3 separate regions of the Homo sapiens genome follow, and all the other regions are linked to region 3. A link is a loop called in an ENCODE intact Hi-C map of the cell type or tissue named here. Cell type or tissue: heart left ventricle. All regions are shown on one strand. Links, peaks and the distances in the headings refer to the core of each region. The heading gives the core; the rest is flanking DNA. Region 1 overlaps MACF1 (microtubule actin crosslinking factor 1). Region 2 overlaps MACF1 (microtubule actin crosslinking factor 1). Region 3 has its middle 25 kb from the start of PABPC4-AS1.

Region 1 (10,957 bases), core at 2,904-5,403, 200 kb before region 3:
ATACTGTAGTACTTTTTTTTTTTTTTTTTGAGACAGAGTCTCGCTCTGTTGCCCAGGCTGGAGTGCAGTGATGCAATCTCAGCTCACTACAACCTCCACCTCCCGGGTTCAAGCCATTCTCCTGCTTCAGCCTCCTGAGTAGCTGGGATTACAGGTGCGCACCACACCCAGCTAATATTTTGTATTTTTAGTAGAGACGGGTTTTTCACCATGTTGGTCAGGCTGGTCTCAGACTCCTGACCTCATGATTTGCCTGCCTTGGGCAGATTATAGGCGTGAGCCACTGTGCCTGGCCTGTATACTATAGTTCTTTGAATGACTCCTTTCAATAGTTGTGCTTTGCCATTGGCTCTGATTCAGTTTTCTTTTTCTTCTCTTTTCCTTTTTTTTTTTTTTTTTTTTTTTTTTTTAGGAATGCAGAGCAGTTGCTGGGGTGATTGACCTAGGCACAGTGGAGATATTTCCCATCTTCAAAGCCATGCAAAAGGGCCTCCTTGACCAAGACACAGGCCTAGTGCTTCTGGAATCTCAGGTTATCATGTCTGGCCTCATTGCCCCTGAGACGGGTGAAAACCTCTCTTTGGAGGAGGGCATAGCCAGAAACCTCATTAATCCCCAGATGTACCAGCAGCTCCGGGAGCTACAGGATGCCCTGGCCTTAATAAGCAGGCTTACTGAGAGCAGAGGCCCTCTTTCTGTGGTGGAAGCAATTGAAAAGAGAATAATCAGTGAGACAGTTGGACTGAAAATCTTAGAAGCTCACCTGGCAACTGGAGGTTTCAGTCTTTCCCCTAGTGAGAACTGTATTAACCTGGAAGAGGCTTTTCATCAAGGCCTCATTTCTGCATGGCTTCATTCAGTATTAGAGTCTTATCTTAGAACATCCAAGAATTTGATAGACCCTAACACAGCTGAGAAAATTGGTTTGCTGGATCTGATGCAGCGATGTATTGTCCACCAGGAATCAGGATTCAAATTACTGCCTGTCAAACAATTGGCAGGGGGGATGGTGAGCTTGAAATCAGGCCGGAAGGTTAGCATTTTCCGTGCAGTTCAGGAAGGGCTAATAGATAGGCAGGTCACTGTCCGGTTGCTGGAAGCTCAGCTTTTTGCTGGTGGCATAGTAGATCCAAGAACAGGACACAGACTTACAGTGGAAGAGGCTGTAAGACATAATCTGATTGACCAAGATATGGCCTGTGCTATCCTCATAAGGCAGCTTCAGACAGGAGGCATCATAGACACTGTCACGGGGCAAAGGCTAACAATAGATGAAGCAGTGAGCAATGATCTAGTAGCTGCTAAGATCGCCCTTGTGATTCTGGAGTCCCTCTGGTCATTCATGGGGTTGCTGTGGCCTGAATCTGGAGAGATCCTCCCAATTACAGATGCCCTAGAACAAGGTATTGTGTCTACTGAACTAGCACATAAAATCCTTAGTAACCGACAGCATATTAAGGCTCTGTTTCTACCAGCAACCACAGAGATTTTGTCCTGGAAGAAAGCAATAGAAAGTGGTATCCTGGATAGAGATCTTGCCAATAACTTAAAATCGATTTGTATACCTGATGTGATGCCCCACATGCAACTAGCAGACTCTGCAGAACAAAATATTAATCCTGGAGCAGCAGTTCTACCGTGCAGCAAGAGCCACCCTAAGGCCACAGCAAGCCAGAGTGAGAATCTGTTGTTCCAGCTGATGACTCACAGCTATATTAATGTGCAAAATGGACAGAGGCTGCTTCTGTTAGATAAAGAGCTGATGGAGACACTAACATCCAGAGATGAGTATCAAACAAGTCCTCCAAAAGTGGTTGAAATTGGGCATCAAAGGCAAAAAACTCCTGAGGGATTGCAAGAATCAGCTAATGTGAAAATCTCAGGAACTTTCAGCAGTGGGTGGACTGTGAGGCTGCCTGAGTTCCAGTTTTCTTCTCAGAACAAAGAATATCCCGATCGGGAAGATTGCACTACAGAAAAAGGCAAAAAGACCACTGTAGAAACAGAAGATTCTTCTGTAGAGAACCCTGAACAGGATCTGTTTGTAGAACAAAAAGAGAGAAATCCAAACATTGATGCTTTGAAGGTAATAAATAAAGTCAAATTAGAGGTACAAAGGCAGTTGATAGGTACCCAAAGGGAAGACCAAACAGCAGTGTCTGTCAGAGAAAATGCCAGCAGGGGACACCTCCTGACCATACCTCCTGCTGAGGCGGAAGGTGTGCCGTTGGTGGTTGACAAAGATGTTTTTTCTGTTGAAACACCAAAGAAAGAACATCAACCTCTAAGAAACACTTCCTTTACATGTCAGAATGAACAAGCACACACTCTTGAGACTGAATATATTCATGATGAAACTGGAGGATCTCACATAAAACCCCAAAGCAAAAAGTTACAAGTTCAGGTAAAGAAAACTCTAGGTATAAAGTTAGAACTAAAGTCTGAAACTGATGGGAATGTTCATCCTCTGGACAAAAAGGAAATGTTAAAGAAAACATTTCTGGCTAAGGATGACCATAAAGAAAGTCAAGAAGCACAGAACATCGCAGGTGGTAGTATGATGATGTCAGAAAAGACCGATGAGGAAGATAGTGGCAGGGAAATTTTTCTGTCATGCAGTCATCCATTAGAATTGCTTGAAGAAGCTACCTTAAATGTATTATCTGCACAGTTACTAGATGGTGGTATCTTTCATGAACAAACAGGTCAAAAGCTCTTACTAAATGAAGCAATATCCCGAGGCATTGTGCCAAGTCACACTGCCGTGAAGCTTATGGAGAAGCTGAACATGTTTCAGGGGTTCTTTGACTCTCAGACTTGTGAGTCTTTGACAACTGAAGAAGTCATTAATGAAGGTCTGATGGATGAGAAATTATTACATAATGTCCTCATGGCAGACAAAGCTATAAGTGGTGTCTTAGACCCCCGTACCCAGACACTGTGCTCTGTAAAGGATGCAGTTACAGTTGGACTTCTTGACAAGGAAACAGCCACCAGAATTTTAGAGAGGCAGGTGGTGACTGGTGGAATTATTGATCTGAAACGAGGCAAAAAAGTTTCAGTAACTTTGGCCTCAACTCTTGGCTTGGTGGACGTTGCTGACCAGCCAGAACTTATAAATCTGGAGAAAGCTTCCAAAGGTAGAGATGCTGAAAAAACAGTTAGGGAGAGATTAATTAGTTTACAAATGGAAACAACAGGACTTATAGACCCTGATAGTAAAGCACCTTTAACAGTTGTGCAGTCCATTGACAGAGGTCTTTTGGAGAGAGAGGAGGCCGTTCGTTTGTTGACTAAGCAAGTGGTAGATGGAGGTATCATTCACCATATATCTGGGATGAGACTTTCTGTTGATAATGCCTTCAGACATGGCTTAATTGGTGAAGATTTAGCCGAGAAACTCAAAAGAGTTGAGAACTTAAACATCCATCAGATTTTTAATCCTGAAACGAAGGAAAATATTTCCCTCCCTAAAGCCATAAAATTAGATCTTATTACCTCAGACCTGAAAAGAGAAATCCAGGAGGTTCAGGCCTTTACTGGAAACTTTGTGGATCTCATTTCTGGTCAGAGATTGACCTTGGCAGAAGCTAAAAAAGAAGGACTGTTAACTAATGAAGCAGTATTGTCTCCAGGAATGATGCATGGCATTGTAGATCCCGAGAACTGCAGAATTGTCCCCTACTCAGAATTAGTCAAGAAATGTAAGATTGATATTGAATCTGGACAGAGATATCTAGAAGTAATTCCCTTCTCAGACATTAAAGATGGGGTGAGCGACAAAGTGCTTACATTGTCTCAAGCAATTCAGCTTGGAAAAGTAGACTTTGCATCTACGCTGAAGGTTCTAGAAGCCCAGGCAAATACTGGTGGAATCATAGATACTGCTACTGGAAAAAGACTGACATTGGCATCAGCTTTGGAAGAGAAACTGGTGGATGAAAACATGGTCAGAATTATTGCATCTCATCAGGTGTTAAATGGAGGAATTGTTGACATATTTAGTGATCAGAGAGTGACTTTAGTAGAAGCTATTGAGAAAAGACTGATCAGCCCTGAACTGGCAAATATGATCCAAATAGATAGTTCAGAGTTCAGCGATCACAGGGCTCAGATTGAAAAGCAAGAAGGGATTGAAGTGTGTGCATTACAAAATGAATTTCTAGGAAAGGATATGTTAATTGCTTGTAATCAGACTGCTGAAATGAGTTGTAATAAAGTAGAAGAGAGTGAGAGATTATTTCAAGTTGAAAATCAGTCTGCACAAGAAAAGGTTAAAGTGAGAGTTTCTGATGGGGAGCAGGCAAAAAAGAGCAGGGAAATTTCCTTAAAGGAATTTGGGTGCAAGGATCAACGTAAGCCAAGAATGTCTTCAGATGCTAAAGAATTTATCAGTATCATAAATCCTCATAATCTTAAAGGTAAATCCTTGGGCCAAGTGTCATTGACACACCCTTACTCTGAATGTGATTTTAAACTTAAAGAAGTGGCTAGAAATAACATGGGAAATGATACAAATGAAGAGCAGGAAAAAGCAGTGACAAAAATAGAAATTATTTCTCATATGAAGCAGTCTACCTCATGTCTAGATTCTGAAGAAATAAGAGAAAATCAAGGGGAAGTGATTTTGGAAGTACAAGAAACATATTGTGAAACGTCAGGCAAATTGCCGAGTGAGCAGGTTTTGCAGCAACCAATGAATGCTCGGGTGAAAAGTAAGAGAGAGAAGAGGGAGGTGATTGTAGAAGAAAGTATCAGAACATGCAAACCAGCATTTCTTTCTGAAGAAAAGTTGTATCAGGAAACTGCCATTAGAGATGAGCATGACTCCCATATAAAGAGCCAACCTAGGGAAATGACCTCAAGTGAAAAAGGGAAAGAAGCTGATACAGAAATGGGATTTTCTATTACTTTTAAAATTGAAGAGTCCTCTTCCCAAGTGGTACCTCAAGGAATTTCTGTAAAACATTTAGATGCTTTAACACTCTTCAGCTCTAAACAGGCCAATGAAGGAAAAGTAAACAATTTAAGTCTCTGCTTGACTTTAAAACCAGAAGAAAACTTATCTCGAGAAATTGCCTGTGGGGCCCAGAGTGAACCATTCCCTTGTATGACCCCAAGACCTGAAGGATTGCACTACCAGGAATCAGATGGAAAAGCCCAAGTGACAGGCCCATCCCAAATTTCCAAAACAGACAAGTCTTTCCAAGGAACCACCAGACAGGAGACCAACTATCAAGATTCCTGGGTTACTTCGAAAACTAAGGAAACCAAACATCAAATTTCCTCATCTAATGAATGTAAAGAAAAGTCATACCAAGAAGTATCTTTTGACCCAGCAAGAGGTCTTAAATTGGAAGAAATCACAGTTTCTAGACCAGATTCAAAAGAAGTCAGGTATCTAGAATTCTCAGACAGAAAAGACCTTCATCATCAGGGCAGCAAAAGTGATGATAAACTTTGTGGAACTCTCAAATCTGAAATAGCAACACAGGAACTAACTGGAGAGAAATTTCTAGAAATGGCAAACCCTAATGTTGCAGGTCTAGAAGCAGGATCCATTGAGGACATAGTGACTCAGAGAGGTTCCAGAGTCTTGGGATCCTTTCTTCCAGAGAAACTGTTCAAAGGAGTGTCTCAAAAAGAGAATACAGGGCAACAGAATGCCATCATTAGTCCTACTGTTCTAGAGACCAGTGAAGAAAAGACAGTGTCCCTAACAGTATGCTCTGCAGTGAAGACAGAGAAGACACCACAGGAAAAGCTCAGAGAAAGCCCTGGCAGTGAACAAACTCCCTTCATGACTGCACCTGAAGGAAAGGGAAATGGAGGTGTAAACCCAGAGCCCTTCAGAGCAACTCAGGTCAGTGGTGTGCTTTTTTTTTTTTCTTCCTAAAGATACAATTAGTTTAATGCTAAAATTCTTAACTGGGTACAGAGTTTACATATGTGTAATTGTATGCCTCTATACATTTTAAGGCACTAGATGATTCTCTAAGATATAACTTAGTTTATCATCATCTGTTTGTAGCAAAGTTGTTGGAAAATTAGGCATTGGCTCTGAATGTCTTTCTGAAATCTGCAAGGGTTTTAAATAGAAACGAGCTAATAGAAATACTAGGATGATGCTACCTGAAATCAGAATAGCTTTTGGAAATTTTGGTAAAATGATGCTTGTAGATTGATAGCTCTGAGCTTCTGCTCTCTGAGGAAATTGGTAAAATCACCTTTGTCTATTGATTTGAAATGACTTAAACAAAGTGTTTTATTTTATCCCACTCTATGTGCAGTAAAAATTGCTTCTATTTGTCTAACAAAAACCCCTGCCTGCTTTAAAGCTGACTTACAGGAGAACGTCAGAACTGAGTCAGCTTTCTTTTTGGCTCCACAGAATGTATTTACCCGGCAACTCTGTTTAGAACATGATGAAAAGCTAGTATCCTATCTGTCTCTGTTACGGAACATTGAAATGAGGACCAAACAGATTCAACCTTTGGAGCTAAACCTGGCAGAACTACAGGATCTGCTGTGTCAGGCCAAGGTAGGTTCCCAGAGACTTCCACCACAGACACCAGCTTCAAGATAGCTGCCTCCATCTTCCTTGAAGATTTCAAGACTTACTAGAACCTGCTTGCACTCTATTCTAGGGTAAACAATCTCAGACCCTTGTCAGATAATTATGGGATGGGCTACATTTGGATAGACCGGATAAAATTTATACAGGATAAACTTGAACAGACCTTGGATTTGGCTATCAATGTAATTACTACCATTTTTTTTTTTTTTTTTTTTTGAGATAGAGTCTTGCTCTGTCACCCAGGGTGGAGTGCAGTAGCGGTGATCTCGGCTCACTGCAACCTCCGCCTCCCGGGTTCAAGCAATTCCCCTGCCTCAGCCTCCCGAATAGCTGCGACTATAGGCACCTGCCGCCACGCCTGGCTAATTTTTCTTGTTTGTTTGTTTTTTGTGTTTTTTTGTGTGTGTGTGTTTTTTTTTTGAGATGGAGTCTCACTCTGTTGCCCAGGCTGGAGTGCAGTGGCGTGATCTCGGCTCACTGCAAGCTCTGCCTCCCGGGTTTCCGCCATTCTCCTGCCTCAGCCTCCCGAGTAGCTGGGACTACAGGCGCCTGCCGCCACGCCCAGCTAATTTTTTGTATATTTAGTAGAGACGGGGTTTCACCGTGTTAGCCAAGATGGTCTTGATCTCCTGACCTCGTGATCTGCCCTCCTCGGCCTCCCAAAGTGCTAGGATTACAGGTGTGAGCCACCACGCCCGGCCCTACCAATTGTTATCTGCGTGGTTTTGGATTGATTTAGGTAAGTTCAAAGGCAGAGTGATTGGTTAGGAAACTATTGCAGTAATTCAAGCAAGAAATGTTGGAGGCTTAAAACAGTAGATTAGATATGTAAGTTAATCTCTCTTACTTCCTAAAACTATACTAAGACATCAGGAAAAAGGTTTTTTGGGTTGTTTTTTTTTTTTAGTGCATAAATTCATAAAAGGGCAAGAGAGGAGAAAACAGCAGTAAAATTTTAGAAGTTAGAAAGCAGCTGGATGAGGCGATAACTACCTTAGCAAGCTAGAGTAAACCAGATCCTCAACTTAAAGTGGAGGAAGCTAAGGAACAACCTGATTTATACTACAGAACTCCCCAAAGCCTCAAAAATTGGGAGCACCAGAAAGAGATGAAAATGGATATGCAAACGGGCTTATAATTGGTTTAAAGTCTGTTTAAGAAGCAATTAGACCTTTAGATTTTCAACTTACTTCACATAGCCTGGCAACTGCTTGTGCTGTGCTCTAACGAAAGGCTGGATGTTCATTCTCTGAGGAAAGTAATTCAAAGTATCTCTTGACTAGGGAGAGCAGCCATTTATTGAAGGTAAATATTCCATACAGAAATCAGTAGGATTAACTGGAAGTTCACATACATACTGAATTTTGAGCTATATCCTTGCTCCCGCTATGGTTTGACCAGCCCAAGGGGGAAGACCTAATGGTACTGATATAAGTGGTTTCCCAACTGTATGGCCCAGCTCCATCACCCTCAGTGAAGACTACAGCCAGCAGAGTTTATAGTCAGCTTTTTAGGGCATTACACTCCACTTCAGCATCCAGAAAGCTTCTGATACAAAAGGAGAGGCTAAAACAAAGAAAAAGAAACTTGGACAAAATACAGACTATTTAGGAAAAAAAACATACTGAGGGCCAGTCACAGTGGCTCATGCCTATAATCCCAGCACTTTGGTAGGCCAAGACAAGAGGATTGCTTGAGCCCAGGAGTTTGAGATCATCCTGGGCAACACAGTAAGAAATTAGCCAAGCCTGGTGGTATACACCCTAGTCCCAGCCACTCAGGAAGCTGAGGCAGGAGGATTTGCCTGAGCCCAGGAGTTTGAGGTTGTATTGAGCTATGAATGCATCACTGCACTCCAGTCTGGGAGACGGAGTGAGACCCTGTCTTAAAAAAAAGAAAGAAAAATATATTCAAAAGCACTGCCATTTAAAGGACCAACAAAGAAACAACAACAACAAAAATAGATTGAAAAAGTCTAACTGGAGATCTCTGAAGAAGACCTGGAAACACTCGTCTCACAGAAACCAAAGGAGGAGGAGTCAGCCCTAGTAACTGCCACAGGGAGATTGAGTACAATGAGGACTGAAGGGGAGATTCAGCTCCTGAAAGTTATTGGTGACTTTGAACAGTTTCAGTGGAGTGACGGGATATAAACTAACTTGCAGCTGGAAGAAATGGGAGGTTGGAAAGTAGAGACAATTAATATAGATCCTTCTTTCCAGAAGTCTTAGGTACAGGCAAGGAATGAGGTGGGACACTACTTGAAGGAGATGGATTGAAAGGAATGTTTTGAATGGGTTTTGGACTGAGGAGAAAGAACCAATTAAAAGGGAGAACTTGAAGTTAGAAGAGAGAGGAAGTGATAACTGATAGAACCAGTCCCCTAAAAACGTAGAAAGACAGCCTTGAGAGGGAGGAAGAGTGGCTATTTCACTGAAATTGGAGGTTAAGAGTTGTCATAGGATTGGAGTCACCATGAAGACAGATTGTAGTGGTTTACTGGTTCTCTCAATATCTAGTGTGTGGCCTTGGGTAGGGTGGCTGAACCGGGGCTGAGGATGATGCCCCAAAGAACTATGTCAAGTTCTTCCACAGCTTATTTCCGGCTTATCTGTTGAGGACCAGAATATTACAGACTAGATGAGTGGAAAAGCTGGTTGGGGTTAGCTTTGTATTCTTTGGTTCCATGACCCTGGAATTTAGAGTGGAAGAGTCATCCGTTCGGTTTATTTTGTAGCACATTAATTCTGCACAGCTGCTCCTTGGGGAAAGGCATAATGACACTCTCAGAGAGGCAGCAAGTTACAGTGGAGGGAGCACACTGCACTGAGTGAGAAAACCTGAATCCAAGTCCTGGCTGTACTGCTTACCAGCTGGGTGACCTTGGACACCATTCACATTTTTTTTTTAAGCAATGAGGCATCTCTTCTGTAAATCCAGAACAGTAACATCTACCTTGCCTACTTCATGAATTAGTGATTGTGAGAACCAAGTAAACTAATGAATGTACATAAAAACATTTTCTAAGCCCTAAAGTGTGTGTAGACATGGGGTGAGAGAGAAATGTGTTCACAGCTGATTCCCAGAGGGTTTCTAGTCTTGCTTTTATAGGTAACTCCACTTTATTCCCTCAGGTATTAGAAAGGGAGTTAAAGGATCTGACCACCTTGGTCAGTCAGGAGCTGGAGTGTGTGAATCAGATTATCATCAGCCAGCCTCAAGAAGTTCCTGCTCAACTGTTGAAGGCTCTAGAGAAAGATGCCAAGAATCTTCAGAAGTCTCTCAGCTCTGTGAGTGACACTTGGAATTCCAGGCTACTCCACTTCCAGAATGCTGTGGAAATAGAAAAGGTAGCATTTTGCTTTTATTCATAAAGGCTCACAAAGTCTGGGTGGCTGGGAGATTTTCATAATGTGATTTTCCATTTATTTCTTAGACTAAAGTGTTAAATCAGCACACACAGCTAGAAGGCCGACTTCAAGATCTGAGAGCCTGGGTTGGCAATAAAAATCTTATTCTGAACAGCAAGGGATCTAACAGTGAAATAGATGTTGACAGCCTGAACCTCTGCCTCCAACAGTATGAGGTAAACTCAAGCACATTTTCTTTGTCCTTTGAGTTGTATCAATTTTATTTCCCTGCTAGGCAAACCAATATCCATATTTATCTTTTTTTTTTTTTTTTGAGACGGAGTCTTGCTCTGTCACCCAAGCTGGAGTGCAGTGGCACAATCCCAGCTCACTGCAACCTCCGCCTCCTGGGTTCAAGCGATTCTCCTGCCTCAGCCTCCTGAGTAGCTGGGACTATAGGCGCCTACCTCCACGCCCGGCTCATTTTTGTATTTTTAGTGGAGACGGGGTTTCACCATGTTGGCCAGGCTGGTTTCGAACTCCTGATCTCAGGTGATCCGCCCACCTCGGCCTCCCAAAGTGCTGGGATTATAGGTGTGAGCCACCACACCCGGCCATTTATCTTTCTTAGAAAGTCTGATTTTCCATTTTATAAATAAAGTCAGCTATGTTTAGGTTTATAATTATCATATCCCTGGCCGGCCATGGCAGCTCACACCTGTAATACCAGCATTTTGGGAGGCCGAGGCGGGCAGATCACCTGAGGTCAGGAGTTCAACACCAGCCTGGCCAACATGGTGAAACCCCGTCTCTATTAAAAATACAAAAAAATTAGCCGGGCGGTGTGGCAGGCACCCGTAATCCCAGCTACTTGGGAGCCTGAGGCAGGAGAATCGCTTGAACCCAGGAAGCAGAGGTTGCAGTGAGCCAAGACCGCGCCATTGCACTCCAGCTTGGGCAACAAGAACGAAACTCCGTCTTAAAATAAAAAAAATCATATCCCTGGAGCTTCAGTGATAATGATCATTTC
Region 2 (10,957 bases), core at 2,801-5,300, 260 kb before region 3:
ACAAATTCTGAGCAATCTGTGCCTAGAATTTCCTCTTTGGGGATACATTTTCCCCACAGACAGCCCCATCTTAGTGCCCTCTGTTATTAGAGTTTGGAGACTCCCAACAGGTTGAAGAAAAAGTGGCCATTGAAAAAATATCTATTTTATGGATGGGCAAGAGGTTTCTTGGGCCTCATATAAACATGGATATGTGTGGTGGGGAGTGTGATAGTTGTGTTATGGTAGGAAGGAAGGCAGTGAAACTACTGGGATATGGGGCGCATGAATGTATTAAGCTATTCTTGCATTGCTATAAATAAATACCTGAGACTGGGTAATTTACAAAGTAAAGAGGTTTAATTGGTATACAGTTCTGCAGGCTGTACAGAAAGCATGATGCTGGCATCTGCTCAGCTTCTGAAGAGGCCTGAGGAAACTTACAATCTTGGTGGAAGGCAGAGGAGCAGTAGGCATGTCACTTGGCTACAGCAGGAACGAGAGGTTGTGGGTGGGATGTGCCACACACTTTTAAATGACCGAATCTCATGAAAACCCACCTACCCTCACGAGAACAGCACCAAGGGGATGGTGCTAAACCATTCATGAGAAATCCACTTTCATGATTCATGATCCAGTCGTCTCCCACCAGGTCCCACTTCCAGTATTAGGGATTACAATTCAACATGAGATTTGGTAGGGACACAGATTGAAACCATATCAACAAGTATTTGGGTTTCATCAGATAAAAAAGAATGTCAAAGTCAACTTTTATCTTGTAAAAGTTGGAACAGATAGAGTAGTTGGGGGTAAAACCAGCTGTGGAACTGATTGTTGTACAACTGGCATTAAAATTGAAATTGTGTAGTCATCATAACATTATAGGACACATGCTTGTAACTGAGTGTGAGATTTTCAGAAATTTGGCATATAAAGTTTTAGGAACTCCTAGTAAAATCAATCCTAGATAATAGACCATAGATAGCAATGGCACCTTTGTATGGGCTGGATCTCCACACTGGCAAGGGAATGTTCTGCATGAGTCTGTGAGGAGTCTTAAAGAAAAGATTGTTAGGAGAAACCTTTGGACCATGATCTGTAGTGTGACCATATTGGCAACAGTATGATTCCTTTGCTGTTCAGTATGATTCAAATTGGTGTGTGGCATTTTCTGGGTAGCCAACCTCTGCATCTATTCCTTCTACCTTTTCACTGCAGACACAGTCATACTACTTATGTATAGCCAAGGCTGAAAAACTAAGTGACCGAGTCTCAGCTCAGACACCTGGCATATTTCCAGGTTTTGTGTCCATCATGTGATACAGGGACCACAGACTCACCATCCTATATGACAGATAAGAAGTAACTTATCAAGATAAGTGTGACATTCCTTCAGAATGAAAGTCCTTAAGGCCAAGAGGCTGCAACTCTCACTGGTCCCTGAAGGAACTGTCTTCAGGGAGCTGCTCCCCTCCCTAACAGGCTGTTCACAGGCTTGAGGACAGTAGCAGCCAGAGAAACAGAGAGGGCAACGCATACTGAAACCGATAGGCAGGGCAAGAGCATCTCTGCTAAAGTGGGAAAGCTGGGAGGGCAAGGGTCAGAAGAGCAGCTGCTGCTGTTCACACACCAACTCCTGTCTAAACAGGAGACAGCTGGCAGTCCAATTGAGTTGTTTTTTGCTTGCTTTTTTGGTGGTGGTTTTGTTTTTAATATGTCAGAGTAGTAACTATCCTCAGAAAATAATTTGAGTTCCAGCCAGACTGTCTCCTCTGTTGATTAGTCCAGGGCTTGTTGATGAGAGTGAGACCAGGCTATGGATAGACATAAACTTCACCATGGGTTTTGTTGCTTTTTAGGATGGAGAGAAATGGGAACTGATTGTGCTTCTTGCTAGTGTAGGGTTTAGATAGTAGAATATACATGATCTGCTTTTCTATTCACCTAGTACAGTTAATACTTCTTTTGTCAAGAAATAGTTAACACAGAAGCAAGATGACAAGGGTCAGCTGACAAATATGTTTTCAGAATGACAAGTAGACTAGGATTTGGAGCTGGATGGGAACAGGCTAATAGCAATCGCTCTTTGATGTCAGACAAAGGCCTTCTTCTCTGGCCCATTTCTTCTCTCAGGACTCCCTATTCCCAGCTGCTTTCAATATCCATACTACTAATACCTGGCTTATTTCAACAAGGAACATTTTTGAAAATCCCTTCCTCCTCCCCATCTTGACTTCTGCTGCCAAGCTCCTGCCCACCTTGTTAGCGAATCCCATTTAATGAAGCATTTACCTCTATACCAATTTTTTTTTTTTTTTTTTTTTTTGACACGGAGTCTGGCTCTGTCACCGAGGCTGCAGTGCAGTGGTGCGATCTCGGCTCACTGCAGCCTCTGCCTCCCGGGTTCCAGCTATTCGCCTGCCTCAGCCTCCCGAGTAACTGGGATTACAGGCGCCCGCCCCCACCACGCCCAGCTATATACCAGTGTTCTTGCCACAACCCTTCGAGTCTCTACAATTTTAGGTGAATAGTCAGATAACACTGGGGCCTAGAAATGATAAGAAAGAGGTTGGTTGGTGTATTATCTTCTGGGCTCAGCCTTTTCAGTTTACAAGTATCCCTCTCCCAGTTTTCCTTTTTAATTATAGGGAGAGTTGTTTTACTAATACTGGCTTTGTACTGAAAGAAGAAAGCAAAATTAACCAGATGACACTATTGGGGGAATGCAGAAGGTAAAGTTATAGTTTAGAACTTTAAGAAAGGATTTTGTTTCTTTTTCTTTTTTTTTGAGACGGAGTCTTGCTCTGTCACCCAGGCTGGAATGCGGTGGCCCTACCTCAGCTCACTGAACCTCTGCCTCCCGGGTTCACGCCATTCTCCTGCCTCAGAGTAGCTGGGACTACAGGCGCCTGCCACCATGCCCGGCTAATTTTTTGTATTTTTAATAGAGACAGGGTTTCACCGTGTTAGCCAGGATGGTCTCGATCTCCTGACCTCGTAATCCGCCCGCCTCGGCTTCCCAAAGTGCTGGGATTACAGGCGTGAGCCACCGCGCCCAGCCTTGTTTCTTTTTAAAAAAATTTTACTTAATTAAAAATGTTACTAAAGAATCATTATTTTTTAGGTGTAACAATAGTGTTGTGGTTATGTTTTAAAAAAGGCCTTTTACAGATACATACTGAAATGTTTTTAGAGAAAAACAGGAGATTTACTTTATCATAATAGGGGAAGGGTGAAGTGGGTGGGATGTAGATGAAACAAGATTAGCTATGAGTTGATAATGGTTGAAACTGGGTAATAGGTACATAGGGACTTATTATACTATTCTGTCTCCTTTTGTATATATTTGAAAATTTCCATTTCAAATAGAAAATTAAGAAAAAAATTGTATAAAAATAAAATGAAATTAAAAAATAAAATTGTATAAAAATAAAATGGAAAGTTAGGCAAAATAAGTTGTATAAAAATAAAAATGTAATAATACTGGTAAAATTATGATATAATACATATACAGTTGGCTCTCTGCATTGTGGGTTCTGCGTCTGGGGATTCAACCCATAACGGATGGAAAATATTCTGAAGAAAAACATTGCATCTGTAATGAACATGTACAGACTTCATTATTCCCTAAACAAGATAACAACTATTTACTAACATTTACATTGTATTAGGAATTATAAGTAATCTAGAGATTATTTAAAGTAGCTGGGAGGATGTACACAGGTTGTATGTGAATACTACCTCATTTTGTATCTGGGACTTGAGCATTTGTGGATTTCAGTATCTGCGGATTTTGGTATCTGAGGGAGGTCCTAGAACCAATTCTCCATGGATGACTACTGAAAAGGGGTTACTATCCTATAGATAAAGTGATTAAGAGCATGGAGCCAGATTGGCTAGGTTTGAATCCCAATTCTGCAACTTACTAGCAGTATAACTTGGAACAGGTTACTAAACTTCTCTGTGCTACAATTTCCTTATTTGTAAATGGAAGATAAGAATAGCATATGCTTGGTAGGGTTGTTGTGAGAATAATATGAATTAATACAAGTAATCACAATAAATGCTAGTTAATATTATTACTTAAAAGAACAAGAAAATGAATAAGAAAAAGACAAACACCCTTGTAGAAAAATAGGGGAAAGCCCAGGAATAAGCAATTCACAAAAAAAGGAAATCCAAATGCCTCATATACATAAGAAGACTCCTTTTTACTAATAAGGATATACAGATCAAACAACAATAAGATACTTTTTTTTTTTTTTTTTGAGACAGAGTCTCGCTCTGTCGCCCAGGCTGGAGTGCAGTGGCGCGATCTCGGCTCGCTGCAAGTTCCATCTCCCAGGTTCACGCCATTCTCCCGCCTCAGCCTCCCGAGTAGCTGGGACTACAGGCGCCCGCCGCCATGCCCGGTTAATTTTGTTTTTGTATTTTTAGTAGAGACGGGGTTTCACTGTGTTAGCCAGGATGGTCTTGATCTCTTGACTTCGTGACCCGCCCGCCTCTGCCTCCCAAAGTGCTGGAATTACGGTGTGAGCCACTGCGCCTGTAATTTTTTTTAAAGAGATGAGGTCTCAGCTATGTTGCCCAGGCTAGAGAGCAGTGGCGATTCACAGGTACCATCATAGCGCACAGTAGCCATAAACTCCTGGACTCAAGCTTGTAGCTGGGACTGCAAGCACACCACCATGCCTAGCTAAGATACCATTTTATACCCATCAGATTGGCAGAAGGTAAAAATTCTGAAAATACCAAGTGTAGGCGAGGATGAAGAGTGATGGGAAAACCTCTTCATAGCACTTAAGTGGAAGTATAATTTGCTACTGTTCTTTAGAAAGTAGTTTGACAATATTTTGTAGAGTTGAAAAATGCCCATGTTCTATTACCTAGGGTTTCCATTCTAATTATATTCCCTAGTGAGACCTCCAGGACTCTGAATGTGAATACTGAAAGGAGCACTCCCTTTTACCTAACTCTAATATTGGTAATAAACACCTTCTTTATCTCTGTTCCTCACCAACATAGCTGCCATTAGATCCCTCTAGCTGGGCATTTGTAGAACCACTGCATTGTGCCTTCATCTGCTTCTTCTTCTTCTTTTTTTTTTTTTGAGAAAGAATCTTGCTCTGACACCTGGCTGGAGAGCAGTGGTGCAATCATAGCTCACTGCAACCTTGACATCTTGGGCTTAAACGATCCTCGTGCCTCAACTTGCCAAGTAGCTGGCACTACAGGGGAGTACCACCACACCCAGCTAATTTTTAAATTTTTTGTAGAGACAATTTCTCACAGTGTTTCCCAGGCTCGTCTTGAACTCCTGGGCTCAAGTGATCCTCTTGCCTATGCCTCCCAAAGTGGTGGGATTACAGGAGTGAGCCACTGCACCCAGCCCTCATTTGCTTCTTGAAAGTTTTCAAGGTCTGATGCTTTATCTTTAGTGGGTGATGAGGTCAGCTAGAAACTTGAGGACATAATAATCAAGTACTTACTTGCTCAGAACAACTCGTCTCATCCACTGAGAGACTTACCAAGTCCAAACTCCTCAGCTGGGATAAGATAAGATACCAAGTCGAAACTCCTCAGCTGGGATAAAGATAAGATAGATTACCAGTTCCTTTGTAATCTATCTTATCTTTTCTATCGGTTCCCAATTTAAACCTTCTCATTTTAACAGATCAGTCCCTTAACTACTATTTCTGTTTCACCTTATCTCAGTTTGTTTACATCCACTTTCTACGTGGAATTCCTTTCTTCCTTGGCTTTCACCTGTTCTGTAACACCCTTCAAGGATGAGTTTATATGGTACTTCTAGAAATCCTCCAGCCCACAGTAATTTTCCATTCTGCTGAGATTCTGTATTGGATATTACTATAATTATTGGTCGTTTTTGGCTATAAATTTGTTTAACTATTTCATGTGACCTACCATAGATATGAGATTTTTTTCGTCCAGAAATTAACCTTCAGAAAAGAGATATTCTCTTTATATTTTACTTCTTATAAAGCATTTCTTGTTATTAGGCTTCCAGGGAGCTTATAGTCAGTTCATGAAAAAGGGTGAATAAATCTATGTCACCATCTGCTAGTTCAATCACTATCATTTTTTTGTAGAGATCAACTGACATAATTGATTAAACAAAAAAGAGGAATGAAAAATCTAAGAAAGTTTTAGTTATTGTTCCTGGGAATATAATCTCCTAATTTGAAGTGTTGAAAGTAATTGTATACAAGCCTTAACATTAAAATTTTTTTTTGAATCACTCACATTGCATATGAAACATACACATACATTATGGGGATCACAAATAAACACAGCAGAATGAATGAAAAAAAAAAAAAACCCTAATCCAGTGTTATGTAACTGGACTCTTGTGGTTTGAAATGAAATACCCAGAGACAATGTAGATTCAGAAAAGTGCTGTTATTAACTTTAAAATCTTAGAAAAGTAGACAGTATTTTCTAGAAAATTCACTAAAAAGATAGCTTTATTGAAGGAAAAAACATTGATGTTAAAGATGCATGTGAAGTTTGAATAATACAGTTTTTTGAAATTACAAAGGCAGAAAATACATTAATACTAAATGCTTAAATATACTGCTTAATTTTAAATATGTGTATATGTGTAAATAAATTTCTAAAAGTTTGGGTATTCAGGAGGACTACAGAGCTTCCCTTCCTGTATTCCTGTTTTACCTTCATACATCTGTTGTTATCTGGGAAAATATTTGGGATAATCATATGTTAGTTATGGCATGTCTCAACTAAGTTCTTGCAGGCCAAGCATGTCTTCTTTTTTTGTTTTCCACCTTTTTACCTGGCCAACTTCTACTTATTAAAACTCAGCACAGATGTTGTTGTTGCTGAGCAATCCTCTGGCATTGCTAGTTTGGATTACTTGCTTACCTCTGTCACAACATTGATCTCTTTGTATAGTAAATTGTCTCCCTGATTAAATTGCTTGAACTTGAGGCCTGAGGCTGTGTTTTTTTATTTTGAGATATCAAGAATTTAAGCACAGCTCCTAGAATATAATGGTTGCTCAAAAAATATTAACAGTATAAGTAAGTGGTGTGTCTTTTCTTGTTCTTCTCCATGGTGCCAGTCATAGTGCTAAGATGTTGTTCAGTCAATACTTATTGAATTATTAGGAAAACATTCAGCTTCTGGGAATACTTCAGAGAAGCAATTAACCAAGCTTTGGGAAGTGTGAGATGAAAGGAAATTCAAGTGGAATTTGCATATTCTCAGGCATACTGTTGAGGCTGTTCTCCCTCTCCAAATGGCTTCCTCCTTAAAAAGCCCAGATGAGGGAGAAAGATCTCTGAAACTAAAGCTGGATTTCTGCATTTGGGAGATTAAGGTAAAAGCTTCTGCATAGCCCAGAGCACAGTACTGTGCACACATATCATGTGTGAGTATACAGAAAGAGATTGATGAAAGCCAAATTTAATTACTGAGATGGTTGTGATGATAATCCCATTTTTCTCATCCAGTTTCCAGTCTAGGTAATGGCCCTAATCCAAACAGGTATTTTATTTTTCTTTCCCTTAGGGATCCAAACATCTATCTCATTACAACTATGTTTAAAATCTGAAGTAAAGCTGTTCATTGAAGTAGTTTTAGTGCAATATACAGAAATACTAAGAAATGAGAGATGTTATTAGAAAGATTATGGCTGTAATGAACATACAATATCAATTAACTAACTGGAATTTCATTTTTGGGTGAAGAACCCAAATACTCAGATTTTGTTTTGCTTATTCAAGTTCTGTCTTGTTTTACATCAACAAATCTATTTCCTGTTCCCAATAATGTTTTACTTTAATATGTACGTGAAGCAGCTACAGTGAAGGCAGTGGGATATATCAATGTTGCATTTAGCCAGTGAAATAGGTAGCTAGAAATGTTAAGGGGAACTGAAATAGAATTGGTACTAGGAAGAAGCTGTTTATAGGAAGAGCCGTGATCCATTATTGTGTCCTTGGCTCTGCAGCTCCATAGCTTCTCTCCCCACTACCGCCCCTCCCCCAGCCCCAGGTAGATCTGGAGTTGATTAATAGTTTTAGTAAACTGACTCACACTGATCACATTTGCTTGAGATTGGTCTATGTGAATTTATTAATTTACAAAATAAATTTTAACTGCCAAGTGATTCAAGAATTTGAATTGGCCACTTACTGCTTTTGTTGCTTTAGAATATCTATATGGGAAGCAAATAATAATCTGAAGGTTGTCAGGTGAACATGCAGTCAGAGCAGAGAGGTGGTGAGTAGAGGAATGATTTGTAGGATGGGCTTATTAGCTGGCATCATCAAAGTAGAATAGTCTGATTTCTTCTGTAGAAATGTACCTGTCAAGGGCATAAGATCCTATGTCCCTTGAATCTGCTGGGTAGGGTACAGTTTCACCTTCACAGGCATGGAGGCAGTACTTCCTGGCTTCCCTTTTCTGTACTCAATGCAAGCTTCCCATACTCTTCTATTCTCACGGTCTTTCTTCAGACATCTTAGTAATATTTAGTAGCCTGCAGCTTTCTTTTATTCTAAATATAGTGTTAAAGTTCCTGGCCCTTTTTTTTTTCCAATTTTAAAATATCATCTGATATTTAATCTCATCTATTATGAGTTTGTAAATTCAGACACTTGGAGATGACTTATTATTGACTTCTCCCTTGTATTGATCACAAGGGAAGCTACTACTTTCATGGTACTGCACCTGATAGAGACGACTAAGAGACAGGATGTTCTATTGACATGCCGGTGTTTTCTCTGCCCCAACACCCAGACCAAAAATTGTGTTGGGTATGCTGTCTTATTATTATGGGAAGGGAATACATGTACCCTCGGCACTATCTACATCATCTTATTTAATCCTTATAATGATCCTTTGAGAAAGTTATTATCCTATTTTAAATATGGGGAAAATTGGGCCAGGAGGCTTACATGGTTTGCCTGAGGTCACATTTCTAGTAAATGCCTTCTTTCAAACACATATCTGTCTGAATGAAAGGCTTAACATTTTTCCTTGTTAACAAGGATTGTTTTTATACTTTTTATTATAAAAATAAAGTGTGGTCATTACTCGAAGTCTGAAAAAAAGAAGAGTAGGAAGAAAAACTAAAGTCATTCATAGTCCCACTCCAGAGGAGACAAATATAAACTTGTTTACTTTACACAGTGCTTTGAATTAGCTAAGTAACCTGTCTACAGATTCTAGGTGGGCTTTATGCCAGAATACTTTTTTTTTTTGAGACAGAGTCCCGCTCTGTCACCTAGGCGGGAGTGGTCTCGAACTCCTGACCTCAGGTGATCCACCTGCCTCGGCCTCCCAAAATGTTGGGATTATAGGTGTGAGCCACTGTGCCCAGCCCCCAAAATACTTTTATTTGCTTATTTTTATTATTTCATTTTATTTTTATTATTTCATTCATAAACCAAGTTATTATTAATTAAAACATGTTAAGGTCCCACCATACAACCAGCACAACACTAAGTGCAATGGGCAATGCACCAAAGGACTGTGATCAATGATTCTCAGATTTGGAAGTTATTTCGTTCACAGCATCTTAGTTTCTGCTTGACACGTCCAGTGGCGAGGAGCTCTCCCACATAGGGTTTGCTGTTCAGTTTTATATTGCTCTGGTTGTTAAGATGTGGTGCCAGCCCCCCTCAGGAAACGTGCAGTCTAGGGGAGATAAGATTAAATATATGAAATAATAGTCCATAATGCAAAATAACATTTATTTATTTATTTATTTTTATGTTTTTGAGACAGAGTCTCACTCTGTCGCCCAGGCTAGGGTGCAGTGGCACAATTTCAGCTCACCACAACCTCCACCTCCTGGGTTCAAGCGATTCTCGTGCCTCAGCCTCCCAAGTAGCTAGGACTACAGGTGCGTGCCACCATGCCTGGTTAATTTTTATATTTTTAGTAGAGATGGGGTTTCACCATGTCGGCCAGGCTGGTCTCAAACTCCTGACCTCAGGTGATCTGCCTGCCTCAGCCTCCCAAAGAGCTGGGATTACAGGCGTGAGCCACTGCACACAGCCCAAAATAACATTTAATTAGATGATGATACAGACTGTCAGTGCTGTGGGAGTTAGACAAGTAAGAATCGAAGGAAGACCAGCCTTCAAATAAGGAAGAGATAAGGGAACCCTTATTTGTTGAGCATAACCCTGAGTTTGGGTTAGGTGCTTTAATGTGTAATCTCGCTGATTATCACAGCAACCCTGAAAAGGTGGTATTAGTCCCACTTTGCACACATGAGACATGCACTTTTTCCTCACCTGCATTATGATCTCCCTAAAATAGGTCTTGTGCTGTATTTTGGAGATTTCTTAAAATAGCTTTTTTCTTATTATAAAAATGTACAGGATGCAGAATATTTGGAAAATATAAAAATCCCCTGTAATGTTACTCCATAGAGGTAACTATGATTATTAGTTTGCTGTATTTCTCACATACGTACAGTATTTGCACCTGTATTGCATACATAGGTGCGTGTGTATGCCTTGTACATATATATGACTGTATACTTAAATGTATATTTTGTATGTCTTTTATACAAAATAATCAAGATTACTATATTATTTTGTTTATATTCTTTTTCTTAAATTTGGTAATCATTGTCCTATGTCATTAAAATTTTCTTTGTAAAACTTTTTTATTTACTTTTTTGAGATGGAGTCTCACTCTGTCACTCAGGCTGCAGTGTTGTGGCATGATCATACTTCACTGCAGTCTTGATCTCTCGGCTTCAAGTGATCCTCCCACCTCAGCCTCATGAGTAACTGGGACTACAGGCATGAGCCACTGCACCTGGTGTGAAATTTTCTAAAGCATAACTTTTTAGGTGCTACAAAGAATTCTATTCTGCTATAATTGTGCTATGATTTATAACCAGTCAACCCCTCATTAGAATTTAAGCTTTTTATAACTTTTTGCTAAGTCATGTTTATTATGCTTTGATAAATAT
Region 3 (10,957 bases), core at 2,943-5,442:
GCCACAGCAAGCTGTGACTGTGCCACTGCACTCCAGTCTGGTCAACAGAGCAAGACCCCGTCACTACAAAAATAAAAAAAGAAGGACTCTTGACTATATTTGGTCAGGTGTGGTGACTCATGCCTATAATCCCAGCACTTTGAGAAGTGAAGGCAGGCGGATCACTTGAGGCAAGCCTGGGCAACACAGGGAGACCCTGTCTCTACAAAAAATAAAATTAGCTGGGCCTGGTGGCATGCACCTGTAGTCCCAGCTACTTGAAAGGCTGAGACAGGTGGATCACTTGGGCCCAGAGGGTCAAGGCTGCAGTGAGCTGTGATCACATCACTGCACTCCAGGCTGGGTGACAGAGTGAGAACCTGTCTCAAAAAACAAAAAACAAAAGAATTCTTACTCAACAATAGAAAGACAAATAATCCAATTAAAAATTGGTAAAGGGTCTGAAGAGACATTTTTCCAAAGAAGATATAGAGAAGGCCAATAAACACATGAAAAGATGCTCAACATCATTAACTAGCACGGAAATGCCAATCAAAACCACAATGAGATACCACTTCACATCACTAGGATAGGTCTAATAAAAAAAGAAGGATAATCACAAGTGTTGGTGAGGGTATAGAGGCATCAGAAACATCATACACTGCCGTTAAGAATGCAAAATGGGGCAGTGGCTCATGCCTGTAATCCCAGCACGTTGGGAGGCCAAGGCGGGCGGATCACAAGGTCAGGAGATCAAGACCATCCTGGCTAACACGGTGAAACCATGTCTCTACTAAAAATACAAAAAAATTAGCCAGGCGTGGTGGTAGGCGCCTGTAGTCCCAGCTACTCGGGAGGCTGAGGCAGGAGAATGGCGTGAACCCGGGAGGCGGAGCTTGCAGTGGGCTGAGATTGCGCCACTGCACTCCAGCCTGGGCAACAGAGTGAGACTCCATCTCAAAAAAAAAAAAAGAATGCAAAATGGTACAGCCACTTCAAACAGTCTGGTCGTTTCTCAAAACATTAAAAATAGTTATCAGCCAGACACGGTGGCTCATGCCTGTAATCTCAGCACTTTGTGCAGATCACTTGAGGCCAGGAATTCGAGACCAGCTGGCCATCATGGCAAAGCTCCGTCTCTACTAAAAATACAAAAATTAGCCGAGTATGGAGGTGCATGCCTGTAATCCTAGCTAGGGGAGGCTGAGGCAGGAGAATCTCTTGAACCAGGGAGGTGGAGGTTGCAGTGAGCCGAGATTGTGCCACTGCACTCTAGAGTGAAATTCTGTCTCAAAAAAAAATAAATAAATAGTTATATAACCCAGCATTTCCAATTCTATGGCTACATCTAAGAGAAATGAAAACATATGTCTACACAAAAATTTGTATGTGAATGTTCACAGTGGCATTATTTGTAATAGCCAAAAAGTAGAAACAATCTATCAACTTATGAATGGATAAACAAATGTGGGGTGCAGACAGTGGGTATTAATTGGCAATAAAAAGGAATGATGGGGCCGGAGGCGGTGGCTCACGCCTGTAATCCCAACATTTTGGGAGGCCAAGGTGGGCAGATCACGAGGTCAGGAGATCGAGACCATCCTGGCTAACACGGTGAAACCCCATCTCTACTAAAAATACAAAAAATTAGCCAGGCGTGGTGGCGGGTGCCTGTGGTCCCAGCTGGGAGGCTGAGGCAGGAGAATGGTGTGAACCCAGGAGGCGGAGCTTGCAGTGAGCCGAGACTGCACCACTGCAATCCAGCCTGGGTGACAAAGTGAGACTCCATCTCAAAAAAAAAAAAAAAAAAAAAAACCAAAAACCAAAACAAAAAGAAAAAAAAGGAATGATGTACTGATACATGCTACAACATGGATGAACCTTGAAAACATTATGCTAAGTGAAAGAAGACACTCACAAAAGCCTACATATTGTATGATTCCACTTATATTAAATGCCTAGAATGGGAAAATCCATAAAGACAGAAAGTAAATTCGGGTTTCCCAGGGCAGGGGACCAACAGGATAAGTAGCAACTGCTAAAGGGTATGAAGTTTCCTTTTGGGGGATAAAATGTTCTAAAATTATTTGTGGTGATGGTTGCACAACTCTGTGAATACATTAAAAACCATTAAAATGTGTACTTTAAGTGGGCAAACTGGATGGTATGTAAATAATATCCTACTAAAGCCGTTAAAAAAAAAAGATAATTACACTACAAAATGGCAAAGCCCAGTGACAGAGACATTTGTGCATAGAATGGGAGCACTAGAGTCACCTAAGTGTTTGTGAAAAAGAGAAACAGATACTCACACAAACACTCATCATGAAGGCTTTCTGAAGGAGGTGATGTCTGAGTTCAGTCTAAAAGGCCTGGGGCCAGGCACCGTGGCTCACGCCTGTAATCCCAGCACTTTGGCAGGCCAAGGCAGGAGGATCACTTGAGTCCAGGAATACAAGACCAGCCTGGGCAACAGAGAAAAATCCCATCTCTACAAAAAATTTAAAACTAGCCAGGTGTGGTGGCATGTATCTATAAGTCCCAGCTACTTGGGAGGCTGAGGCAGGAGGATTGCTTGAGCCCAGGAGGTTGAGGCTGCAAGTGAGCCAAGATCATGTCACAGCACTCCAGCTTGGGAGACAGAGCAAGACTCTGCCTCAACAACAACAAAACAAACAAATAAAAAGCCTGGGTTTGCCAGGGGACTAGGGGGCGTAGGATAAGGAGCTACATCTCGTTGTGGCAATAAGAAACCCCCCTCTTCATGGCTGGGCCTCTAGACTGGGTACGCCCTTCATATGAGGACCATGTCCTATTCTACTCTTTTTGTTTGTTTTTTGAGACATGATCTCACTCTGTCATCCAGGCTGGAGTGCTGTGGCCCAATCATAGCTCACTGCAGCCTCAACCTCCCAGGCTCAAGCGATTCTCCCACCTCAGCCTCTCGAGTAGCTGTGACCAGGCACACACCACCATGCCCAGCTAATTTTGTAATTTTTGTAGAGACAGGGTTTTGCCATGTTGCCCAGGCTGGTGTCAAACTCCAGGGCTCAAGCAATCTGCCTGCCTAAGCCTAAAGTGCTGGGATTACAGGCACGAACCACCGCACCTGGCCCCATTCCACTCGATTCCCAGAGTCAATCAGGGAGCCTGGCACATAAAAAAGCAGCCTGTCAATAGCTTTTTTTTTGAGACGGAGTATTGCTCTGTCGCCCAGGCTGGAGTGCAGTGGCGTGATCTTGGCTCACTGTAACCTCTGCCTCCTGGGTTCAAGTAATTCTCCTGCCTCAGCCTCCCAAGTAGCTGAGACTACAGGCACCCGCCACCACGCCTGGCTAATTTTTTTGTATTTTTAGTAGGGACGGAGTTTCACCATGTTGGCCAGGCTGGTTTCTAACTCCTGACCTCAGGTGATCTGCCGGCCTCGGCCTCCCAAAGTGCTGGGATAATAGGCATGAGCCACCACGCACAACCAATAGCTTTTTAAAATAAATATTCAAATATTTATTGCATGCTTGCTGTGTGCCAGACACCGTTCCAGAATACAATGGTGAACAAGAAAGCCTAAGTCCTGCCCTCACGAGGCTGACATGGGAGAAAGGGAGACAGAAAATAAATAAGTAAAATAATAAATGTATAACACAATTTCAGGTAATAAGCGTAAGAAGAAAACTGAAGCTGATTAAAAAGAAGAGTGAGGTGGCAGGAAAGCCTGTTTTAGGGAGAGGTCAGGGTAGGCCTCTCAGCCAAGGGGACACATGGGTGGCATCTGAAGGAAGTGGGTGTGAACCATCTGGACAGTGGAGGAAGAACATTCCATGAGAGAAAAGGGCATGTGCAAAGGCCCTGAGGCAGGAGTGAGCTCAGCATGTCTGAGGAACAGCGAGACTGCCTATGGATGCAGAGGGCGAGGGGCAGCACATCCTAGGGGCACAGAGAGGTGCCAGGACCCAAGGTGGGTTAACCCTGTAGGACAGCGTCCCCACGCACAGCGCAGGATGGGTCAGCAGGAGGATGATGTGATCAGATTTATGATTAAAAACAATCACTCTGACTGCCAAGTGAAGATCAGACTATGAGGGTGAAGAAGCCAGGCTGGAAACAGGACTTGGTGGTCGTGGGGGAAGGGTGAAGAGTAGCTGGGCCAGGAGATGACCTGAAGTCAGATAGATGTGGCCTGCAGGTGATGCAGGAGTCCATGATGACGCCTAAGTTTCTGACCAAGCAGCTAAGTGGATGGTGGAGTCATTTACTGAAACAGGGAAAAGGGGGAGGAAGGGTGTGGGGGAGAAGGCCAAGGCCACATTTTGGACATGTGAAGTGTGAGATGCTCGTGGGATATCCAGCAAAGGTGAAAGGTAGGTGGTTGGACAGGAGTCTGGAGCTCAGGGAGCCATCAGCATGGTGACCCATGTGGACAAGCTTAACTCGGTGATTTCACTGAAAGTCCTGGGACTGGGCGGCGTGATTGCCCAGGGCATGGGTTCTCAGTGGTATCATACTGCCCCCTAGGGGCTACCAGAAACTGCAGTCTATTTTTGGTGGTCAGTAATACGGTGCTACTGGCATTGGAAGGAAGGGATCAGGGAGGGACTCTAGATGTCCTGCAGTCTCCTACGTAATGGAGAGTTACTCTAAATCCTGGACTTTCAAAAGCCCTGAATAACATTCATGTAGATAAGAAAAATCTATTTATAATGATCTGAGCCTACACCCTAACTCCATGTTCCATATAAATCCAAAGAATTATTTTTTTGTATCAAATTTTTCCAGAAATCAACCCATCCTGTCACTTTTCATTTCTTTTTGCTCAGAATTTTACCAAGAGATTTTTACTATTTCAAAACATCATGTTACTTTGATTCTGCCAAAACAACACACCTGAATCAGTCCACACTACTAAGTGCAGCTCTAGGCAGAAGTACACATGTTCAAGTACTTCATACATGTAGTTGCTTCCAAGCATTTGAATACTGAAATGCATATTATGTTATTACAAATTGTTTTCCTTTAATTTCCCTTTATATTACAACTATGAAATAATACTGTGGGGTTTTTCGTTTGAGACAGAGTCTCACTCTGTCACCCAGGCTGGAGTCCAAATGGTGCAATCTTGGCTCATTGCAACCTCTGCCTCCCCAGCTCAAGCCATCCTCCTACCTCAGCCTCCTGAGAAGCTGGGACTATAGGTGTTCACCAAGATGCCTGGCTGGTTTTTGTATTTTTTGTAGAGATGGGGTCTTGCCATGTTGCCCAGGCTGGTCTCAAACTCCTGGGCTCAAGCAATCCTCCCACCTCGGCCTCCCAAAGTGCTGGGATTATAGGCGTGAGCCACTGCACCCAGCCAATACCGTGTTTTTAATTAGGCATTCACTGGAAGGGTGCAGAGCTGTGACTTCCATCTCAGCACACTAGAGCATGAGCTGTAAGAGGCAGGTGCTAGGGTAAAAGGGTGAGAACTATTGAGGTAAAGAGTGAATACAGATACAGAAAAGCCATGGTGAGCACTGGGTCCCTCCAAAAATTTAGAGACTAGGAGGAGGAAGAGACAAGGGAAGAGACTGAGGGAAGACACCATGGGGCAAAAGGTAGGAGAAGAGGGAGGCCACCATTGTCACAGGAAGGCAAGCAGGCCAGGCAGGAGAGAATGATGCAGGCAGGGGAGTAGATCTGGCTGCAGGAAGACTAAATAGTTCTCTTCTGATTGTTTCTATAAATAAGCGACACCATCAGCTGAGAGGGAGAGTGTATGAAGCAATGCTGGAGGGCTGAGGAGTGAAGAAAAGGCGTGTTTTCCAGTCAGACGATGGATGACAAGTACCTCCAGCAATCTGGGAGGACCACTGGGCATTGCTCAAGGTGCCCTTAAGACCTGAGCTCCTCAACTCAAGAGGGACCAGATAGCTCAGGGCTGTGCTTTTCTCTAGCACACAGAGTTCTGCACTACGTAAGAAGGAGCACGAGAGAGGCAGCGGGATCCTTGGCAAGAGGAAGGAGAGTGCATGCAGCGACGGCGCGTGAGATGTGAGTGAGGCAACAGGGCAGTGTGGTGTGGGTGGATGGGCAGCGCATCTATGAGTCTAGGACACGTGCCAACCATGAAAAGCCCCAAAAGGATGACGTGCTGTCACATGAGGAAATCTGAATATGCACTGCAGTTGAGAGAATAGTATTGTAGCAGTGTTTGTTTTCTGATTTTGAGAACTATGTCCTGGTAACATTAAAAATACCCTGTTTCTTATGAAATACATGCTGAAGTATTTAGTGGTAGAGGAACATGAACTCTCCAACTTACTTTCAAATGGCTCTAAAAAAATACGCACTGTCTATAAAAATACACAGAAGGAGAATAAATAGGAAATGATGTTCACCAATATAAACAACTGGTGAACTTGAGTAAATGCCAGCAAAGGTGTATGGGGTTCATCGCACTATTCTTGTAACTCTTCCGTGAGCTTGACATTACATAAAATAAAAAGTTACAAAAACAATAACAAGACACCCCTGTAGGAGCAGACCCAGGCGTCTATGCTTCTTCCTCTTTTAATGAAAGGAGACAAATGGGAACTGAAATAACCCAAAATAAAAAACAGAAAAGCTTTTCAAAGCCCAAAGCTAACTCCACCCTAGCAAGGCTGAACGGTTCTCCTGTGTCTGGTAGCTGGGTCTCCTCCAGATTCCCTGTTTCTCAGCCAGAACCACGGCTCATCCTTCCACCCTGCACGGCCAGCTGCCCTCGCCCAGCCTCCCTTGTCACCACACGATGAGTGGTTCCTACCTGGTCCTGTGTGTTTGAAGATAAAGTTTTCATCATCAAATTTCTTCTTGTAGATGGACTTACCCCTGGTGCCACCGTGGTTTGTGAAATCACTGCCCTGGCAAATGAACTGGGGGATAATGCGGTGGAAGCTGCTTCCCTTGAAGCCGAGTCCTTTAAATGGGTGCACATGTAGAGAAAATTCTCTGGGATTGAGAAAGAGAAAAGTGCTGAGGTAAGAATATCTAACTAGATAATTAAAACTCCAGCTCTCTGTAACATGCCATCTCTACAAAAATAAAAATAATCATTTGGGTCCCAGCCACGGTGGCTCATGCCTGTAATCCCAGCACTTTGGGAGGCCAAGGTGGGTGGATCACCTGAGGTCAGGAGTTCGAGACCAGCCTGGCCAACATGGCAAAACCCCATCTCTACTAAAAATACAGAAACTAGCTAGGCATGGTGGCACACTCCTAGGTGACAAAGTGAGACCCTGTCTCTGAAATAAAATACACACACACCCCCAAACTCCAGCTCTCCAAATCTAAAAAAGTACATAGTACCTTTATTTAAACTAAATGCTTAAGTGTGGAAGTGGCACACAAATAGATAGAACAGACTAGGTGAAAAGAAGAGAAAGTCCCGAATAGACCCAGAAACGTATGAAAATTCAGTATTTCAGCTAGGCATGGTGGCTCACATCTGTAATCTCAGTACTTGGGGAGGCCAAGGCAGGAGGATTGCCTGAGCAGAGGAGTTGGAGACCAGCCTGGGCAACACGGCAAGACCTCATCTCTATTAAAATATATACATAGGCCAGGTGCGGTGGCTCGGGTCTGTAATCCCAGCACTTTGGGAGGCCGAGGTGGGTGGATCACCTGAGGTCAGGAGTTCAAGACCAGCCTGACCAATGTGGTAAAACCCTATCTCTAATAAAAATACAGAAAATTAGCTCGGCATGGTGGCATGTGCCTGTAATCCCAGCTACTCGGGAGGCTGAAGCAGGAGAATCACTTGAACCCGGGAGGCAAAGGTTGCAGTAAGCTGAGATCATGCCATTTTACTCCAGCCTGGGCAACAAGAGTGAAATTCCGTCTCAAAAAAAAAAAAAATATATATATATATACACACACACACACACACACATATACAAAAATGTATATATATGTGTATGTATGTATATGTGTGTGTATATATGCATATATATGTGTGTGTGTGTGTGTGTGCGTGTGTATATATATATATATATATAAAGGAATTAAATATTTCATAAAGCTTGGCATCTTAAATCACTGGGTCAAAGATGGACTTTCTATAAACTGGTCTTAGGACAACTGAATAAACATTTGGACTCCCCCACCCAATTATGCTAGGCAGCGATGACCTGAGAAGGTATATAATGACCAGGAGCTCAAATCCCCACAGACAAAGGTCTAGGTCACCCCACCTGATAAGCCATTTAGATTAGCAGAGGAACCAGCTGAGGTGAGGATGAGAGGTATCTAAAATGGATAGCAGAGGAGGGAGGCCAGGCGCCGTGGCTCACACCTGTAATCTCAGCGCTTTGGGAGGCAGAGGTGGGTGGATCACCTGAGGTCAGGAGTTCAAGACCAGCCTGGCCAACATGGTGAAGCCCTGTCTCTACTAAAAATATAAAAACCAGCTGGGCATGGTGGTGGGCGCCTGTAATCCCAGCTACTCGGGAGGCTGAAGCAGGAGAATCACTTGAACCCGGGAGGCGGAGGTTGCAGTGAGCCAAGATCATGCCATTGTACTCCAGTCTGGGATTACTAATAGTAATATGAGTATATTTTTCAGAGACATAGCAATAAAAGCCCAAATAATTAAAATAGTTAAAAGAAATGAATGTTGCCTCTGGCAGGGCAGAAAAATTATGTTGGGGGAGCAGAAGAATGTTTTATTATAGAACGATTTTCTTTAAACTATGTGCAATTATGACTTTAAGAAACATTTTTAAAAGCTAGATTAAGACAAAAAAGATTATGGGTAAAAAAAGGTCATCATGAATACTTAAGAAAAAAAGGAAAACACAACTGTCAATTGTAGCTACCTCTGGGAGATGGGCTGAATAGTAAGGAGAGAAAGTTTTAGTTTCTGATTGATACCCTTAAAAATAGTACTTTTCTGGCTGGGTGCGGCCGCTCATGTCTGTAATCCCAGCATTTTGGGAGGCCGAGGTAAGAGGATCACTTGAGTCCAGTTCAAGACCAGACTGGACAACATGGCAAAACCCACCATCTCTACAAAAAAAAATACAAAAGGGCTGGGTGCGGTGGCTCATGCCTGTAATCCCAGCACTTTGGGAGGCCGAGACGGGCAGATCACAAGGTCAGGAGATCGAGACCATCCTGGCTAACATGGTGAAACCCCGTCTCTATTAAAAATACAAAAAAATTAGCTGGGCGTGGTGGTGGGCACCTGTAGTCTCAGCTAATTGGGAGGCTGAGGCAGGAGAATGGCGTAAACCTGGGAGGCGGAGCTTGCAGTGAGCCAAGATTGCGCCCCTGCACTCCAGCCTGGGCAACAGAGCAAGACTCCGTCTCAAAAAAAAAAAAAAAAAAATTAGCTGGGAAACATAGTGAAACCTCCATCTGTACAAAAAACAATAAAAAATTGGCTGGGCATGGTGGTGCATGCCTGTGGTCCCAGCTACTTGGGAAGCTGAGCTGGGAGGATCACTTGAGCCTGGAAGGTTGAAGCTGCAGTAAGCCGTGATCACATCACCGCACTCCAGCCTGGGCAACAGAACTAGATCCTGTCTCAAAGAAAAAAAAAATAGCATTTTTTCCAGTGAAGACACTTGGCAAATAACTCCTTAACCAAGTCAACAAAATTAACATTGCAAATATCTGAAATAACATCATGTACTTCCTCAAACGATGCACTAACACACTGCTTCTGTGCTATTGATGCCAAAACACATAACCTCAATCTAATCATGAGGAAGTACTAGGCAAATACAAACTGAGGAGCACCCTTAAACACAACTGGCCTATTCTCTTCAAAGATGTCAAGATCAAAAAAGACAATGAAAAATTAAGAAACGGTTTCAAATAAAAGGAGACTAAAGAGACTTGACAACTAAATCAACATGGGAATCCTTGTCAGGGAAGAAAAATTGCTAAAAATTACTAAAAAGGACAATATTGGGACAAGTGATAAAATTTGAATATAGCTCATCACTCAATGTTACATTTTATAATTTTGATAGTTGTACTCTGATTAGGCAAGGGAATATTCTGGTTCTTAGGAAATATATACTGAAGTATTTGGCAGTAAAGGTGCATGGTCTTCAACTTCTCGACTGGAACAGGGGAAAAATACATATACGCATCTGTGTGTAATGTATGTAAAGAAAATGATAAAGCATACAGGGCAAAAAAAGGAAATTAATGAGTAGGTAAAGGATATATGAGAGTTCCCCTAACTGCTTTTTTTCTTTTTTCTTTTTCTTTTTTTTTAAGACAAGGCCTTGCTCTATTGCCCAGACTGGAGTGTGGTGGTGCAATTATGGCTCACTGCAGCCTCAACCTCCTGGGCTCAAGCAATCCTCTTGTCTCAGCCTCCCAAATAGCTGGAACTATAGGCACATCGCACTATACCCGTCTAACTTTGTATTTTTTGTAGAGATGGAGTCTTTTGCTGTGTTGCCCAGGCTGATCTCAAACTGCTGGACTCAAGTGATCCTCCCACCATGGCCTCCCAAAGTGCTGAGATTACAGGTGTGAACCACTGCACCTGGCCCCTTGAAATATTCTTACAGAATTCTTATTCTATATATCTGTAAGTTTGAAAATATATCCAAATAAAATTACAAAAAAAAAAAAACCCAACAATAAAACCAAACCAGAGGATAATTAAAACTGTTTAGAACTTTTAGTTGCCTACCCTTTCTAATGGCTCTAAGCCTTTATAGAGCTTCAAAAATGCCTGCTGTGCCTCATTTGTTACTAGATGCTGGGATCTGAGACGCCTCAGATGGAAATAGTGTTAAGGGCCCAGGACCCCAGGTAGCTTCCTCCCCATCTTGTTCAGCCACCAGTGTCCCACCGTCCTGACCATGGTGTCCCGCTCACCTGTGGTCATGGGCACGACGTCGGAACGCAGGAGGGTTTGGATGCAGCCAGCCGGCTTGTTCCCAATCTTGATGTCCATGTACACCTGAGGATTTGACTAGGCCTTTTTTAGCAGTGGGCTCTC

Evidence for each region. A loop is a pair of places that touch in the nucleus more often than their neighbours do. Peaks named below come from ENCODE experiments on the same cell type or tissue, not always from the same donor. Only the 100,000 strongest peaks of a DNase experiment are listed, where the experiment ranks them.
Region 1: a loop joins it to region 3, with 2.2 times the contacts of the local background. A loop is called at or near these places in 5 of 110 quality-filtered maps.
Region 2: it touches region 3 in a loop (2.4-fold over the local background); 15 of 110 quality-filtered maps call a loop at or near these places.

Annotation. Positions count from the first base shown.
Region 1 is chr1:39,330,791-39,341,747 of GRCh38, forward strand. MACF1 (microtubule actin crosslinking factor 1) reads left to right here. Exons shown (of 101, transcript NM_001394062.1): 37 at 413-5,863; 38 at 6,392-6,541; 39 at 9,712-9,927; 40 at 10,014-10,163. Among named protein-coding and RNA genes, the nearest start is that of MACF1, 130 kb to the left of the region's middle. In heart left ventricle, for the core only: no CTCF peak of the experiment used is centred there; no DNase peak of the experiment used is centred there.
Region 2 is chr1:39,270,850-39,281,806 of GRCh38, forward strand. The region is part of intron 6 of MACF1 (microtubule actin crosslinking factor 1); the gene reads left to right. Among named protein-coding and RNA genes, the nearest start is that of MACF1, 72 kb to the left of the region's middle. In heart left ventricle, for the core only: no CTCF peak of the experiment used is centred there; no DNase peak of the experiment used is centred there.
Region 3 is chr1:39,534,900-39,545,856 of GRCh38, forward strand. It overlaps the pseudogene PPIEL. Among named protein-coding and RNA genes, the nearest start is that of PABPC4-AS1, 25 kb to the right of the region's middle. In heart left ventricle, for the core only: CTCF peaks have their summits at 4,487 (motif pointing left) and 4,698; a DNase peak (open chromatin) is centred at 4,445; H3K27ac peaks cover 363 bases.